2 separate regions of the Homo sapiens genome follow, and region 2 is linked to region 1. A link is a loop called in an ENCODE intact Hi-C map of the cell type or tissue named here. Cell type or tissue: gastrocnemius medialis. All regions are shown on one strand. Links, peaks and the distances in the headings refer to the core of each region. The heading gives the core; the rest is flanking DNA. Region 1 overlaps EYA4 (EYA transcriptional coactivator and phosphatase 4). Region 2 overlaps EYA4 (EYA transcriptional coactivator and phosphatase 4).

The links. Peaks named below come from ENCODE experiments on the same cell type or tissue, not always from the same donor. Only the 100,000 strongest peaks of a DNase experiment are listed, where the experiment ranks them.
Region 2: a loop joins it to region 1, with 9 times the contacts of the local background. A loop is called at or near these places in 3 of 110 quality-filtered maps.

Annotation. Positions count from the first base shown.
Region 1 is chr6:133,365,662-133,375,070 of GRCh38, reverse strand. All of the region lies in intron 2 of EYA4 (EYA transcriptional coactivator and phosphatase 4), which reads right to left. Among named protein-coding and RNA genes, the nearest start is that of EYA4-AS2, 86 kb to the left of the region's middle. In gastrocnemius medialis, for the core only: no CTCF peak of the experiment used is centred there; no DNase peak of the experiment used is centred there; H3K4me3 peaks cover 389 bases; H3K27ac peaks cover 1,184 bases.
Region 2 is chr6:133,282,902-133,292,310 of GRCh38, reverse strand. The region is part of intron 2 of EYA4 (EYA transcriptional coactivator and phosphatase 4); the gene reads right to left. Among named protein-coding and RNA genes, the nearest start is that of EYA4, 46 kb to the right of the region's middle. In gastrocnemius medialis, for the core only: a CTCF peak has its summit at 5,353 (motif pointing left); no DNase peak of the experiment used is centred there; H3K27ac peaks cover 1,673 bases.

The sequences.
Region 1 (9,409 bases), core at 3,361-5,860:
TTTTAAAAACTCGAAACATTAAATCTTTGCAACACAAAAGTTGTCACCAAGAGTTTTAAAAAATATATCTCTGTTTTAATATGTTTATACAAATTTGAGAGGCTTTTCAAGGAAAATAAAATGGCATTTTGCCAAATGGTGGTCAAAAAATTAAAGTCTTAGAAATACAGTTTCTAAAAATCCAATTATTAAATAATACAAAACTTTTAATAAAGTGTCTTTGTTTTCCTTAGAAACAAAGATCTTGCAGCTGTAAAATGTATACATTTCTGAAATTCTTTTCATGTAGTTAGGGAAGTCTATTTATTCCTCCATTTTCTTACTATATCACTTTTCAACCTCTTTATCATTCCTTAACCAAGCTTCTCCCTGGCAAAACCAAAACCGTGTTTCTAAAAGCCCAAATCACCATTTATTGACTATGAAAGTGAGAGGACTCTACTGCATACCTGGAAGTCTGCATCTACTTCCATTCAAAGAAAACCTGCCATAACCCTTCTTTAACTGCTACACATCAAAGATACTATCAAATACTCTAAGTGCAACAGTAGACAAAATAACATACCTATTAAGAATAGTGGAGTTAGATAATTAATAAATAAAATCCACCACCAAAAACCTGAAGGCAAAATTATTTTACTCCTTTAGTATTGGGCTGTCACAGGCAAGATCTCACTTGATTTCTGGCCTTTAATGCGAGGGCCTTCCAGGACCCTGGTTTGGGGGAGGGAGGTTAGACAAAATCATGCACTAGGGAGGAATTATGTTTTAAGTGGAAAAACTTCTATAGTCTATAACTCTTCATCAACTACAACTGTCACAATAGCTTTCAAGTGATTTGAGAGTTCATAGCAAGGTTGAATATATTCAAAAAGCAACTTAGCAACAATAACAGAAAAACAAAGCACAATTATTTATGTACAGTATGTAAGTATTAAACCAAATGTCAAATCACATTAACCTTTAAAATGCCAAAGCACGTTTTCTCCTTATCTATGCCACAGTCCTTTTTCACCTGCCATAAATGCCATATCGGCTTTATGAATTATTTAGGAAAATTTCAAACTCCTTCTAATGGTATATTTTTTCATTATTACCCAGTGGGGCAGGCAAAGGTAACACATTACTTTTTAAAAAATGCCACAAAAGGAACCATAATATGCTTTAACATATCATGTTACAGCTCATATGAAAGCTCCCATTCTAAGATTGGAAAAAAGACTAGATTGTCCAGCCTTGATACTATGCATAAATACTATACATAAGCGCTAAAAGAATTTTTTTCCTCACAAATGTGCATGATAAACAAACACCTAAAGAGATACTTCCTCATATATCTTGGTCTTCTTTATACCTTTTGTTTATATGTTTCTTTGCCGTCCTGGGTGTCACAAGAAAGATGGATAAATGCTTTACAATGTATTAGCATAGCAAAAAGAGCAAAATGAATATTCTAAAGAATTATCACTTAATGATCATAATGTTAATTTGGTAGAATCTTCTGCAGCGAAATTAAAATTGCTGACTACTGTGCAGCTTCGCAGTGAACCAGGAAAGAAGAATTCCAGCAGTATTACATATCAGAAACTTTAGATTTCCCTGCATTAAAATGAATATTTATGAATTCTCACAAATATTGCTTTAAAAATCATCTTAAAAATTTAACCTAGTCCCCTAAATAGAGAAAATTTGCTCATGTTTTTCGCAACATATTCTATATCTTTATAAATTTTTTTAAAGATATTGGAATGTTTTGGCCACAAGGTTAAGAAAAACTCACCCATTTATCAAGATCTGCCAAGCACAAAAGGACCCCAGACAAGCCAGTGCTCTACCACTTAACAAATGCAGCTCATCTTGGTCATTAAACTTCAAAAGAATTTGGCCACAGGCATAGTTACATATGTTTCCAAACATAAAATATCAATCATTATGTAATATACTCTAGTACACCATCATTTACCTATTAAGTAAAAATGACAACTAACCTTTTCAATTTGAACAATAATTGACTATAAAGGTTGTCTCACTTACCAATATAAAATTGTTCAATTCATATGCAAAAGTTTTGTTAAAGTTTATCTGTGTGCGTATGTCTGTATAAGTACATATATATGCCTAAACTTTAAAAAACATTTTAAAAGTATATATAAAAACTCTCCTAATGTGCCCAATAGTATCACCATAACTTTTAAAAAAATTAGAAATTCTTTAACTTTAAAAACAAATTGATAGAATGCACACAAAATTTTAAAGCAATTTTAAATTTAACAACATATATCTCTATATATCTGTAGATTAATTTATATAAAATATAAATATTTCTAGAACAATACATTGATAAAATAATTATGTAAAACAGGCATATTTTTGAATTTTACAGATTTTATCTTCTTGATCTTCCATTAAAATAGCAACATTTATAAAGAGAAAATTCAAGAATGTTGGCATCAAGTTCTTTATTTTTAAAATTAAGCTTTATACAATAAAAAAAAATGTATTTATAGCATGCTGGATTGAATCTGATATTTTCCACAACATCGTAGCAACATTTTTGAGTTTTAAAATCTATTTTAAAGTAGTTTTATATTTTATATTAAATCTCTCTTCTATAACCATTGTTATAAAAAAAGATTACAAATCACCTTTTCTCAGGTTTTAATCCTAAAATAAAATTCTTCATTAGTAGTTAATAAGACACTGACTGTAGCATAATTTACACACCAAGAATGCAAATTATATGATTTGTTTGAGTAGAAATACTCAAATTGTCAAATTAAAGAAAAAACAATTTAAATTACCTGTAAACTAAGAGCTGAAAATAGTTCTATGTGAAACATTTCACACATACAAGCATGTGACCAGAAGAAACAGCATCATTAACTGTGTAACTTCAACTAAAATCTAAGAAATTTATTACAATAATTTTTATATGCAGAAGCTTATTCCTTAGATGAAAGTAAAATTTAGTCAGTTAATTTCACAATTTTTATGTCCCTAAATTCTGGACTGTCATAAACAATTAAATACACTCTGCAGTCTAAATGTTAAAGGGATTCATACAGCAGGAATGCTCAAGGGTTAAAGAGTATAGGAATTATAGATTAGGTATATCTGTAGTGAAGGTCTCATTCTAGGTAAACCTAATAAATAATTGAGATATACTCACAATTTCTTCCTCTTTGACCTCAATTAAAATGGCTTTCTGGGAGCTGGTTCTAAGGACAATTTATCCTGGTTTCCTCAATACACGTAGGAAGTCATCTGGCTTTTCTATTTCTTCAACAGCTGCATTACCTGTTAAATTTGGCTTGCACCATTTCCCTAAAGCAAAATGTGTGCCACCCCTGGACTCACACAACCATCTCCCTCTACAGGGTTGCTACAGGATCAAAAAGTTAGATCATACAATTTTGAAACTGCTAACGAGAGTAATTTATAAGGAACTTGGAGAAGAAAAGAGAAAAACCAAAGTAGAGATAAAAAATTGGCCTCTCTGTCCCTCTTCTTCCCCCTGCAAAAAGTTAGAACCCATTATATGGTTACTGGTATTTGCTTTTCTTGGTCATTTTTGATAAGTAACATTTTAGTGGTTTAGTGAACTTTCGGTTAGAAAACAAACAAAACGCAAAATAAGGTAGTGTAACATCATTATTCAATTGCAGAGTATTTCAGAAAATAGTACCTACAACTCAGAAAAGAAGTGGGAAACTGGATAGTGCTGACTGATGCTCAGTAGACCCCGTAAACCAAACGGGAAAACTTATTGGCTGGGATAATCTATCCTCCCTTTCTTCCAGCAGCTTCCCTAACTATCCACCTCTAACAGTAAATCAGTACTCGCAAATACTTAGAATAGATCTATTTTCTCCGCCTGAATTGTGTTGTTCTCACAAGAATAAAATAGTCCCAACACAGCAAAGCTTCCCTCAGTCGTCTTTAACAAAACAAATGCTGTTATTATTTTGACAATTCTCCCACATCTCAACCCTCTGATGCAGCAAAACAGCAATTTACACTTCTTCTTCTTGAGAAAGACACAAAGATATATTTAAATAATTTAAACCAAAGCATACCAAAGCCTTCCACATCAAGGTTTTAAATCAAAGTATGTGCTCAGTACACATCTAAAGGAAGGTAAACCTCACTAAACACTACAGGATTCTTTAAAAAGTTAAAATTAAACTTGATCTTACTATTATGGTTTCAGGAAAAAATAGTTCCATAAATGGAGGGAAACACTCATTCTCTTAAAAATATGACATATCTATCAAGATGACTACATCTCAAATCTAATGAAAAGTTCAAATTCAGCACAAATTTCAAAACAAATTATGCAGAAAAAAGCCTTTCATTTAAATAGTTGGTATTAGTTTTTTAAAATCCTGCAGTAGCATGTACTATTAGGGGAAAACAAAGTTGACTGTTAAAAGTTTTGTAGTGAAATGTAATCTATTATCACTTATCACGTTACCTGCATTTCTCCCAACATTAACATAATGTAATTTGAATAGCTGAATTTTATAAAGTAAACAAAGACGAAGTGTGTTTCACACTTTAGCCATAAACAGATCAGGGATTTTCTCTAATTGATTGGCTTGCTCAGTTCCTATGTACAAGTTTCTTCTATCATCCTTGTACTAAAAAACTGTGAAAAATCTAAACAACCTATTTTAACAAGAAAAATATTTTTCTCTGAGATAGAACTGCCTACACTTAAATGTGTGACTGCCCATGGAACATAATAATAATGATAACGCTTCAACCAAAAGCTAAATGCAACTTACCTCATTCAAAACCCCAAAACCTGAAATTTATTCCAGCTGTATTTGGAAGTCAGTTCTGTAGTGCGTGTGTGTGAAGTTCAGCAGCCAATAAATTCCAGTCTCCATTGTCAGTAGAATGAAACTGTGTCGAGGTTTACAGAATGCTCTGAGAGGTTTATAGTCTCTAACCAACACCCAGGTAGCCTTAAAAGCACCTTGCTCTGGCGTGAACCTTCGGGCTCCAGGAGCAGTGCAGTTATGTAGGTTAAATAGGAGGAGACCTGGATAGTAAACACTCCTGGTTCCGACCAATGGCTTTCCACGCCCTTCTGTTTATAGTAAGATGACTTGATGTCAGAGGTCACCCTCATCAGCAGCTCCTGTCTTTCAGTGAAATCTAACGTAGGGCATTATCTGGAGGTGCTTTTAATGAAGCCACATCTCCTGACTCCTAGACTCTAGCAACCTGCTGTCATGGTGATACATTCATAACCCATTGTTGTAAACCACTCAGAATTAAATCCCTGCATTAAATTTTCAAAAAGCAAATTTTACTTTAAATTTCTTTAAAGCAAAACATTTCTGTAGGAGAAACACTTTATGGCAAGTTAATATCAATAAGGATGGTATTCATTTAAAGTTCCCTACCAACATTTTACATTTTTGTTTGTTCTCGTTTTTTTGGATAAGACAAGGTATGTAAGATTTCACTTTCATTATTACTTCACTCTAAAAAGTACAGGGCTCTCTTCTAGTTTTAGGTACACATGTATGTCAACAAAATGGAAAGATAATTACAGACATTTTTATTTAATTTATTTTGTATATATTTTCATCTGAGGTAGACTGAAGGGATGAACACAATTATAAATGCTCACACAGATGTTAACATTTTATGTAATATATTTTATAAAATAAAGTCTTTTATGTTTACGAAAGAGAGGGATATATTAATTTCTAATGAAATGAAAATGAAACAAGAATAGATAAATTCAAGAGATAAGGATAATGTGAGTAATCTTAATGATTAGATAATAAAATCAGATAATAATGCTATTATCTGATATTAACATTCCCTTTTATTCTAATAGCTTATGAAAAATAATTATTTTCTTTAAAGAAAACAGTATCTTCCAACTCATCTCTCATCCCTTCAAAAATGTCTTAACAGATCTTAAAAGAAAGATTAAACTCATTTCATAAGTTCTTCAGACAGTATTTCAGTGTAGCATTTCCTGTCTCTAATTTGTTTATCTAACACTGAGTTTATTTCTTTTTTTCTCATAATCTTTACAGTTTGGCTCTAAATGATACAGTGACGTACAGGAAAAGAGTAAATACTGCATCTGAGTAATTTGTAGCACAAGTATTTACTGAAGTCATTTTCATTTTCAAGGGAGGATTGAATGAAGAATCATTTACCTATTTCAGGTTTGGACAGCACACAGACGCCCCAATGGCTTTAGGAACTGAAGACGGCGCTGTCTCCCTACTAGTGTCAGCTGCTTCTGCTGCGAAACTGGGTGAGTGTGTGCATTCCACCTGCAGCACATGGTCAGCCCAGGTTTTGATGCCACTATGATATTTATATGACAGAGAGCTGCCTGACTTCATCAAAGTTCACAAAGCATGTGGATTATTTTAGAGCGCCAGAGATCCCATTTTGACAGACGCAATTCTTTGTTCCTAGTATGGTTAGGATCACTAAAAATAATGTCTTTGCAGCCAAATACTTTCAAGCAGTTGGAGCCTGTTGAGTATTGTGGTATAAATTATATTTTTAAAGTTCAACTGAATATGCTTTTTTAAATGGCTACTTTCTTAAGGGACTGTAAGTCATTCAATATTTTCAAAATGCTTATGAGCTCAAGAAACACTCACTGAAGCAAAATATATGTCTGTTCCTGTTACAATAGAGGCCCAGTGAACCTTGCCTAAAACTCTGGGAGAATAAGTTCTTCATGCATTAAAGAAGCCTGGGTGGATTGTAATTTTCTTCCCTAATCTTAAAGCGGGGCGAGGTAGGAACAACAAACAAAGTGTGGTGAAGACTTTATAAATATAAACGTGAAAACAAATGTCATTTGCAGTTTCAATTTTTAAAGAGTACAAATAACTATAATTTTTCTGATGAGAAATATAATCTTTATCTCAGCTTACACCAGGACACCAAAGTGTTCCTAGAAACAGAGAAATGGTATCCCTTTACTTTGTACCATTATAACCAAGTGGGAAAATTGCATAGATGATTTTTAATAACATTTTATAAACAGAGATGTCTAGGATGCCCTTCTGGTTCCAGCATACTGCCACCAATTAATTATGTGACCTGGGAACAAACATAGAGGTTTCCATCTCAGAGTGCCAGTATTTATTTTTGAATATGAACCACACATTCTGAAAGACTCCATCTTCCATATATATTTTATTTAACAATAACGGTTTTCATTACCCCATGTTTAAAACCAAGCACATAGCAATCATTCAATGCTGCTAATTATTATGACATCCTGTAGGTACGAATTATTAATAGTTAATAAGATAGCCAAAATCAAAGGAACTGGATATTCTTAAAAACCAGTACAGCCTTACTATGGGTAAATTCTTAATTTCCCTTGTTTTAAAATGTTGAAAATGGCACCCTGACCTCCAAAACCTCTATACAGTGCTTTTGAGTCCATCAATCTATGAGAGTCAGCCACACATTCTGATAAAAGTGAAGCTATTATGAACTATTGACAGCTGATATATTAAATAGCAGTGACTTTCCCATTGTCAGTACTACACTGGTATTTGTTGGATGCATGAATATCCTTCAAAGTAATATGCGAATCAAGATTTAGTCAGTAATGACACCTGTTAAGTTTGGTAGAAGTCTTGCCACATATATACGTATTTTTAAAATCAAGAAAATAAATTAATTACTGCAGTTTCATGGGGTGCATCCTTTACATTTACTTTGTCTACTCCCTCTCCATAACTCTTAGCACAAGGAAGCTGCTTACATACTTCCTTTCTTCGTGTCTTCTACTCTTCTCAGCATGAGTACACATAAGTAGGCAGCAAGAATCACAAAAAGTCTGAGATTTTACCCTGCTTGTAAGCTAACACAGTAGCCTCAGTTGCACGGATATAGGAAGAAGACCCAAGGATCCAGGTTATGGGGGCACTTGGTGAGCAGTTTAGTAAGACTACTTGTCTAGTAATCTATCAAGCACCCTTCATCTCCAAAGCTGTGAAATACCTCCAGGTTCTTTTACAGCATTTCTTGCCACTTTTCATTACTGGCAAACTAACTAAAAGAACTTCCTGAATGATTCCAAGAAATGACATTTGACATTAAGAGATAAAACAGAGCCAACATGGGAGAACAAAGAAAAAAACAAAAGCATAGTCATGTAATTCTGATAACTACTGGCAAGCATTAGAGAACGAAGAAAAACAATGTACAATTTCTGTATGTTCAATAAGCCCCTAAATTGCTACTTTGAAAAAGACCACATGAAATCAAAACTAAACAGCCACCACAGCTTCCTTAGCCAGGCTACTGATGTGTTATCTACATAGAATATAAAATCCAAAACCTAAGGGACTACTTTTAGTTAAACACTTAACAAATCATGTCCATGCCACTGTATAACAAATACCACGTAGAAATCAATGCAATCATTTCATTTGCCATTTGCTTAACTGTCTTCCTTCTTTGCCTATTAAGGCTGACAAACTCACATACATTCAGAAGCCAAGATGGTTATTTAAAAGAGAGAAGCAGGTCAAATGGAGGTGGGGCTGTGGGCAAATGCATGATCTGCCCCCAGTCATTCAAACTCTACTGGATAATTCATCTAGTGCCATGCCTTAACTACTGTCTATATAGTGTAGGTTCCCAAATTTTTATCACCACCTGAGATTCATCCTCTTAGTTCTAAACTCTCTCACTCTCCTGCCTAACTTATACCTCTACATAAATAATCTCACAGCCATATGGAACTTGAACATGTCCAGTGCTGAACTCTTTATTATTTCTCTACCAATGCTATATTTACCGTCCAAAATGTTTCATTTAGGTAAAGCCGGAAACAGGAGTCACTGAGTCCTCCCTTTCCACAAACTCTATATCTAAATTCATCATCAATTGAATTGATGCAGGCTTCAAAATATGTCTCAAATCTGTTCACTTCTCTTCATCTCTTCAGCCACTTCTCTAGTTAAAACCAATGTCATCTCCTATTTGGATTACTACAGTAATCCCCTAAGCAGTTTCTCTCCTCTAAAACTGTTTTCTTATATTGTGTTTGTCTATTTGGCATCCATTTATCACAAGGCCAGTTATATCAACTCTATTTCATTATTTTCTGTATTCCGATGCTCTGGAATTTGTGGCCTCACTGAATGGGAAGAGACTATACTCCCAGAGCTAGCCAATTCTTAGTGCAAAGGGCTGGTCTGGGATCATGCCCTTCATATGCAGCTAACCAATCCAGAGACCACACCCTCAACTATCCCCTTTATCAACTTCTCATCAGTAAGTCAATACTCCCCTTCCCTAAATCTCCCAGGGCCAGGTACCAGACAACCAGGTATCACCCCTACAACCCACAGCCCACTGAAATTACTCAAACTAGCCAGTCCTAAACTGTTTC
Region 2 (9,409 bases), core at 3,959-6,458, 83 kb after region 1:
TACTCCTTTGAAGATTAGCAAATTGATTCAACATTCTAAAATAAGTATGCATAACCTGAAATTATCATGAGTGATTCCTGACTTACTTTTGCAGAGTAATTTTGTGCAACGGAATGTGTCTGCATCATCCAAAAATTAAGCAGATGCTATTACAGTAAGTTCCATATAAATGTCCAGTGGACAAGCACTCTGGAAAGGCCTCTTAACCACTGATAACAACTTACTTAACATAAACTTTTAAATACCTCTTAGGATTTTTCACAAAGATTTTCAGTCACAAATTATTGCCCTAGGATAGTATGCAAGTACTTTAATTTTGAAGGACTTTCAAAATCTAAAATATTAAGCAAACAAACGAAAAAAGGAAAAAAAAATCAGTCTAGCTGGGATCCCAGCCAATGAAAACTTTATTTCATGGAAAGAAAATAAGAAGTTCATAATCTCACAGTGAGGATGGAAACAATCACCCCAAACATGAATCAATGTGGATAATACTATGCAAATCACAGAAGAAAGGGGAAGCAGTCAGTCCTACAGAGAGTGAGCTGAGGTGACCACTTTTATAAGTGGCTAAAGGAAGAATCCTTGCATTGCTAGGAAGCTGGAGTTGGTAGCACCTTGGCACTATTTGCCTCTTTCATTTTATGAAAACGCTCCTAAAACTGAAGCTGCAAAGCCTTTTTATTTTGAACTTAGGAATCTTCAGCCTTACTTTCTTTAATATTAGCTTTATTACCACTTGTAACATCTACTCCATATTTTTCATTACTGAGCACCATAACGAAACTATGGCCTATATATGTAGTTAAGCAATATATAAAATCATGTTTATATCAATTTGCCAAAGATGTTTATTTAAAAAACACTGATTATATGCAGTAGTTATCAAATACATACATCTTATAAGATTTATGAAATAAACAGAAAATTCTTTGATGAAGGAGCTATTCAGACAAGAGTTAGCTAAAATAAGAAAATAAAGCTATAAAGATATCCCTAGGAATTTGGAAATAACTGTAAAATGCTTTTAAATCTTTGTTGAATAAATATTTTAACTTCCTGAATACAACTTAAGTCTATTGTTTAATTCCGGGTCAAAATGAAGTAACCCAAATATGCACTCTGTTACATAAAAGGCCCAGGGGATGAAATTACATCTCTCTCTAATAAGGTCCTTTGAAATCCTATACTACAGTAACTTAGCAGCCAAATTATTTTTCTTCTGTTAATGCTGATTGAGCAGTAAATAATAACTAGGAGAAAAACAAACATGCAAAATAAAGTTTTCACACCTTTGCTTGAGTTTTTTTAGATGACCCTGATCCACCAATTGTAGTAGAAACTCAAAAGCAATTATTTCATTAATCTTTATATATAGTAATAACTCACCACAGTTTTCAGGGAGGCTGGGGCTGATGTTAATTTCCAAATATTAAGAAACTTACACAAAAGTATGCTTTCAAATTTGTGTGAAGGTTGGAACGAATCAAAAAACCTCATTTCAAAACAAAGTGTTGTTGTTAATGTTCTCACTCTGCTTAAACCCTTTCAGTCTCCATTTTTGCATCTGTTAAACTAACGTAAAGGATTTGGACAGCATAATCTCTAAAGGTCCTACCACCTAGTAAACTAGTCCTGGAGCCCTCTGTATCAAGCATGGCAATACGAAAAGGAGATTAAGTGGGCAAGGCATTTAATTGAAACAAATGAGAGTGTGCTCTATTTAGAATCTCCCTAAAAACCCTGGTGTAGAAAAACCATTACAGACTCCAAATCTCACCTAACTCCTCCCCTTTTTTCTTCACATTAGCAGATTGAAAAATAAATATAGTCTAGGTTGTTGTCTACCCCTTTCACATCATGTCTGATACAACAGACTGTAAATCAAAGAAAATGTTAATAGGGGAAAATAAACCCATATCAAATTTTTTTCTTCTTATGTATGAACTGAAAACATTTCAAACTTTTTTGATGAAGGCACAAGTCAGGGTGGAGGACTGAAAAATAAATAAGGTATTTTTCTAACAAATCTGTCCAGCAGTTACAATTGCCAACTCTCAAGCCACACTTCCCGGGGTAAGATTCTGCTCCCCTACCCACAAGTTGGGCAATCCCTCATCTAGAAACTGGGAGATAGAGCTCACCTCATCAAATCGTCATGAGAATTAAATGAGTTAATGCATTTATATTATATATACATTCATTTATAGCACTTAGCCCATGGCACACAATGAGCATTACATAAGTGTTAGCTGTGGGCATCTGGGGCTCAGAATCTAGTTATAATCTACTGTCCACGTGTGTCAACCACAACAGTTTAGGCAAAATAATGAAAGCAAAGCAAAGTAAGTAGGGAGTGTTTGCCCTTTCATTTTTAACTCTCCTTTGTTTGTTTGTTTTCGCAGTTCTCCTTCTACCCTGCTATCCTAGCTCTTGCCAAGAGAGCTAACACAAACTTTTTAACAGATTAGCCCTTACAAAGTTATTTGTATTCTGAAGAAGTCTGAGCAGAGAAATCAATCCCTAATCCAAGAAAATATGAAGCCACCGAATTTCAAGTACTTTGAGGCAAGTACTTTTAAAGTCAATGTCAGCTAACTTTAGTCTGACTCTATTGTCAAATTTGACCCAATCATATTTATGAACATAGGCTCTTCTATTTGTTGGAGATGCTAATATCCAAGGAAAACAGGCCACATAGTTTCTTCCAAAGATAACGAGAGGCATATTCATTAATCTTAGAAGTGTTTATTTTTCCCCTTTATCTTCTTAATTGTTTCAATACAAAATAAAATAAATTTTCAATGCTAGCAGTATAGCCTTAAGTCCTAGTCAATGAGAGATATTTTGCTAAAAGAAAACTGAGTATGTCTCAATAATCCAAGTATTGAGTTCTAGGAGATCACCTACTATTTTTTTATAACAATGGCTACTGCAAATCTTCTTTATACTACTTAAGCCCTTAATTCTAACCCTGCTTCCATCTACTTCCTGATCTTGCCTGGACAAAGGTATTTGCCTCCTGTAAAAAGAATGCATTAAGGAAGAGCACTTTGGAAAATTCCAGGATATCCACGTTCTCTTAAATTTCCAGAGTCAGAGTGTATCACTCCTCTCCAGCTAGTTCACCTTCTTTCTGTTCTCCATTAACCTCATCATCCCTTCTGCAACAACTTGAAGTCTATTCTCCACTGAATCCTTCTCAAAATCTGTCATCAAACACAAGCAAGCCTCCTCTTGGAAGAAGGTGCTCCATTCAATTGCTGTTCTGTGTCTCTTCTTTAAACTTACAAACTTTCTCTTAATTCCTCATTATCTTCTCTAAATTGAATCTCTGGGATGCCTTTTCTTACCACAACTCTCTTGGGACTTCCTTTTGAAGGGCCACCAGTAACCTTCTGGTCAAGAAATGAAACAATCTCTTTCTCAGTGCCATTCTGCTTGACCTCTTGGAACGTCAGACAGTAATGACCAATTCCTCCTGAGAGTTAGCTTGGCCATGGCTCTGAAGACACTATTATCCTACTGGTTCTCATTTCCCTATCTTTTCTCAGTTTCTTACAGTTCATCTTCCTCCTTGCACTTCATAAACATGCTGGTCTCCTATGTTTATCTTCATCCTTCTGCCCTTCCTCAGATACCATCTCCCCTTAAAAGCATCACCTCAAGGAAAATACTGTTCTGTTCCACACATGAGCATGGAGAAGTTCCAGACTTCTCCCCCATGGCCCAGCAGGCCTTCACCAATTGCTAGTTTAACATGTTCTCAAAAGTCCTCAATTCAAACACATCTTTCTCTTTCCTTAAGTCATTGATACCTGCTCCTAAACTCTATTAATGACATCTTCTAGGCTTGAAACTCCAGGATAATCTTTTTCCTCCTCCAAGTCCACCCCTTGCCCTTCCTCCTACTAACTCTATTTGGTTTAGTTACCAAGTTCAGCAAAGCTTTATTTTCAAGTTCCTTTTATTGATTCTTTACTCGATGTCTTTCTTTCCACCATCATGTCATAAGTTTAGGCCAGGGGTTGTCAAAGTATGGCCCACCACCTGCCACATGCTTTTGTAAATAAAATTTTACTGGAACACAACCATGCCCATTCATTTACTTAATGTCTACAGCTGTTTTCACATTTCAAAAAAATTGCCAATCCCTGACTTAAGCCTTTTTTTTATTGAAATGGAGTCTCACTCTGTCGCCCAGGCTGGAGTGCAGTGCAGTGGCATGATCTTGGCTCACTGCCACCTCCGACTCCTGGGTTCCAGCGATTCTTCTACTTCAGCCTCCCGAGTAGCTGGGATTACAGGTGTGTGCCCCCACACCCGGCTAATTTTCGTATTTTTAGTAGAGATGGGGTTTCACCATGTTGGCCAGGCTGGTCACCTGACCTCAGGTGATCCGCCCACCTCGGCCTCCCAAAGTGCTGGGATTACAGGCATGAGCCACCGTGCCCGGCCACTTGGTTTAAGCCTTTCGGAGTTCATGTGCAAACTCCTTCAAGATCCCCTAAGCCATCTCTCGTACTCTCAATTTCCCACCTTCAGTAATCTCCCTACCATCTGGTTAATTTTCCTAAAACATCATTTTAAATATATTAATCTCTTGCCGAAAAATTATATGTAATTTTCCATTATGTCCAGGTTAGAAAGTCCAGAAATACAGGACTGTTATCTTATACATCTCTGTCTTTTGTGCAGTAATGAGCATCATGGTGGCCACCCAAGAACACGAAAACATCTCAGCTTGGCTTCAAAGTCCTTTTCAGTCTAGTCTCAGTGCTTCTCAGCCAGATTTCCCACTGCCTCACAACCTCATGCCCACAGAGCTTCTGATTCAGTAATTCTAACCTAGCCACAGTCCTAGGCAGGCCTTAACACCTTATATTTGGTACCTCTGAGCTTTTATGCCTGATATTCCCCAGGCCAGGATAGGTTCTCTTCTGTCCATACAAATTCATTCTGCCTTTCAAGACCCATTGAAGGTGTAACCTAGTCTATCTATAATTCCTTTCTTGTCTTTTATTGAACACATTTTCCATGCTGATAGCATAGTACTGTTACCTTTGCAATATTATTTTGCTTTCTTGCTTAAATTCTATATTATGTCTTTGGCTTTTCATTGCAGTTCCCTCAATAATATATCATAGCATAGTATATATTATATTAAATGTTCAGGTAAACTTTCTCAAATGTTTTGCAGGCAGTAAGTATATAAATAAAACACTCATTGGAAACAGATGTAATGTAGATCTGTGGTCCCCCCGACACACACAGAGAAGACATTTGGCAATGTCTCAAGACATTTTTTATTGTCACAACAAAGGAAGGGGGGTGCTACTGACATCTAGTGGGTAGATACCAGAGATGCTGCTAAATAACACAATGTACAGGACAGCACCCCTCCCCAACACTACAAAGAATTTTGTGGCCCAAAATGTCAACAATGCTGAGGTTAAAAAACTCTAATTAGATTAATTCTTTCCTAACCTGAAGTGCCTAGAAACATCACATCTACAAACAAAGCAATGAAAAAATGAAAACTATTTGTTGACTGAATTTTCTTCTAAATATTTCATGATTTTGGTTACTTTGATGGAAATCTCAAATAAGTGAATACTGTCTCAATACCTATTCATAGCTGTATGGTGCTCTTTCTGCTATGATAGAGGTGAATCCAGTAATCAGTGACCTGGATATGTGTTTTTGGAAATTTGGAAAGAAGCACCTCGGAGGAAAATTCACTGAATGTGGCCACATACAGTCTATGACATAACTCATTGCTTATGGGTATTAGGATCAAGCAGCTATCTATGTAAACTAGCATCTCCTTGCTCTCTAACCTGGGGTGCCCAGGGCTTAGTCCTTTTAATTTGTCCCTAGCTAGACTTATTCTTTTGGAGATTTCAACAAATATAATGTTTTGAAATACCATTGATATCTTGAAGCCTCCCAAATTTATATTTCAAGTTCAACTCATTTCCCTGAGTTCCCAATGGTTACATCTGATGCATATGCCTAAGAGAAAGTAAAATTTCACATGCGTTTAATTAGCTTAGTTGGTTAACACTCCCCTCAGAATGTGCCCCCCATGCAGTGCACTAGCAATCCAGCGTTCTTCATAACTGGGGATCCCCATTGTTTCCCTGAGGCCTCCTCCTCCTTCATCACCCTAGGAGAACACAGAGACCAAAGAATCATTCTGGGGCTTCTCACTGCCTCATTCTCAAAATGATCAACATTATCACTTCTCCTTACATTTCACAGGCCAGCACTAGTTATATGGCCCTGCTGAACTGTAAGGAAACTGAGATGCACCAGAAAAGAGGGGTATGAAAGAGGGTTGGTGAAAACACAGCAATGTCTCTGCCACCATGTCTAAAACTGACCTCCTGATCTGCAACCCCAACCTGTTCTTCCCCAGTCATCCTATCTCAGTCAATGCCAACTCCATCCTTCCCATTTCTCTGCACAAAGACCTTGAAGTTATGTCTGACACCTTTCTTTCTATCATAATCCATAACCCATACATTAGCAAGTCATCTTAGATTAACCCCAATGCAACGACTTACTACCTCCAATGCTACTTTGTTGATTTTTCATCTGGATAGTTAAAATAGCCAGTCTCTGCTCTTGTCATCATAGTCTATTTTCAAAATAAAAGCCAGAGTGGGTTATTTAAAAACTTTAGTCACATCACACAATACCTAAGCTCAAAAGCCTCCAATTGCTTTACATGTCACTAAGAGAAAAAGTTTAAGCTTTACAATGGTCTGGAAACCTCTACACAATATGTATTCCTCCACCCTCACATGCCCATGCTGATTACCTTTGCAGCCTTATTTCTGCCTTGTTCTGCCCATCACTACCACCAACGCTGACATCCTTTCTATTCCTTGAACCTACCCTGCATGCTACCACCTCACGGTTGCTGTTCCCTCTAATTAAAACCCACTTTCCCCAGATATCCACATGGCTCACTTCCTCGCCTCTCTTGAGTCTTTGCACAACATCTTCTCAGTGAGGCCTCCCTAACTACTCTCCAAAAACCGCAGCTTGGGAGGCCGAGGCAGGCAGATCACAAGGTCAGGAGATTGAGACCATCCCCGCTAACATGGTGAAACCCCGTCTCTACTAAAAATACAAAAAATTAGCCGGGCGTGGTGGCGGGTGCCTGTAGTCCCAGCTACTCGGGAGGCTGAGGCAGGAGAATGGCGTGAACCCGGGAGGTGGAGCTTGCAGTGAGCCGAGCTCGCGCCACTGCACTCCAGCTTGGGGGACAGAGTGAGACTCCATCTCAAAAAACAAACAAACAAAAAAAAAAACAAAAAACCACAGCTGTCCCTTCACCTACCTACCCTGCCCGCAAGCACTTCCTATCCTCCTCCCTGCTTTATTTGGTTTTTCTCCTTGCACTTATTACTATCTGACATACTATATTTGTTTACTGTTTGTCTCCCCCTCCACAAGAATATAAGTTCCACAAGAACAGTAATATGCGTCCATTTTGTCCACCAAGTATTTCCAACAATGAAAACCATGCTTCAAATATAGCAGTGCTCCACAAATATTCACTGAATGAATTAGTACTAGCTATCCAAGTCTCGTTTTAAAAGAACTAAGAATAGAACTTACACAGTATCATATAATCTTATGCTAAACTAAAATTTAGGGGGAGAAAAGGAATTATTATATTCATCTTTTAATCCCTAGTATAGCAAAGTTTCTAGAGGATAGCAAGAAGTCTTGAAATGCTTACTTAATTGAATTTGCTGAACTATCATTTAATTTCCATACATTCTGCTATCTTATGACTGCCTGTTAAAATATTTACTAATAGGGTCAGGTGCGGTGGCTCATGCCTGTAATCCCAGCACTTTGGGAGGTCAAGGCAGGTGGATCACATGAGGCCAGGAGTTCAAAACCAGCCTAGCCAATGTTGCAAAACCCCATCTCCACTAAAAATACAAAAATTATCCTGTTGTGGTAGTGTGCACCTGTAGTCCCAGTTACTCTACTCGGGGGGCTGAGACAGGAGAATCACTTAACTCAGGAGGCAGAGGTTGCAGTGAGCCGAGATATGTGATTAATGAAGATTGTACAATTAATCTGTAATCACGGTGGAATAATTTAAATTTCTCACTCAAATCCATAATATTTAAAATTGTTTGATCTTCATATAAATAATCTAAGATCAAGCTGAGTTTTAATACATACTCTATGACACCAAGTTGACCGAAGGGTCTGAAAATCATGTAAGTTGATGGAAGCAGGTGAGTTCACGTGTTTAACATGAAATCGTGTCTTTAGCAGTAGCATGGATGGAACTGAAGGCCATTATCTTAAGTGAAACAACTCAGACACAGAAAGTCCAATATCACATATTTTCACTTATAAATGGGAGCTAAATAATATGTACATATGGAAACAGAGAGGAATAATAGTCACTGGAGACCTTTGGAGACCACTGGAGAAGGGTGGGCAGGTGGGAGGGAGTGAGGGATGAGAAATTACTTAATGGTTACAATATACACTATTCAAATGATGGTTACACTGAAAGCCCAGACTTCATCACCATGCAATATATCCACGTAACAAAACCACACTTGTACCCCTTAAACTTACATATTTAAAAAAACAGTATGGATTCTGGAATAAAGACTATGTGAGTTCATATTCCATCAGCATAGCTTCCAAGCTGGCACAACCCTGAATAAGATACCTAAACTCTGCTTCAGTGTACTCTTCTTCAGACTGAGGTTATGACAGAGCCTCCACAAAGGGCCGTTATGAGATTTAGTGAGATGAGTAGCATAAAGCACTTGGCATGGTACCTCTATCGATGAACATTAACTTTTTTCATCAGTGAATTTTTCCATTTGTTAAATACCTTATAGCAGAAATTGCATTATATTTATTAATGTTTTCTATTTCTCAAGAGTATTAAACCATGAAAGAGATTATATTTCTATCATAAAAATTATTTTCATTTTATTTTTTATATTATTATTATTATTATTGAGACAGAATCTTGCTCTGTCGCTCAGGGTGGAGCACAGTGGCACAATCTCGGCTCACTGCAACCTCCGCTTCCCGGGTTCAAGCAATTCTCATGCCTCAGCCTTCTAAGTAGCTGGGACTACAGGCATGCATCACCATGCCCGGCTAATTTTTGTATTTTTAGTAGATACAGGGTTTCACCATGTTGGCCAGGCTGGTCTCGAACTCCTGACCTCAGGTGATCCACCCGCCTCAGCCTCCCAAAGTGCTGGGATTACAGGAGTGAGCCACTGCACCCAGCCTGAATTATTTTCATTTTAATTTATAAGATAGAATTATTAGATAACAATATGTAAATTGTAAGTTCAGACACAAGACTTTTGGTACCCAAAGATATCATAGCTCTTATTTA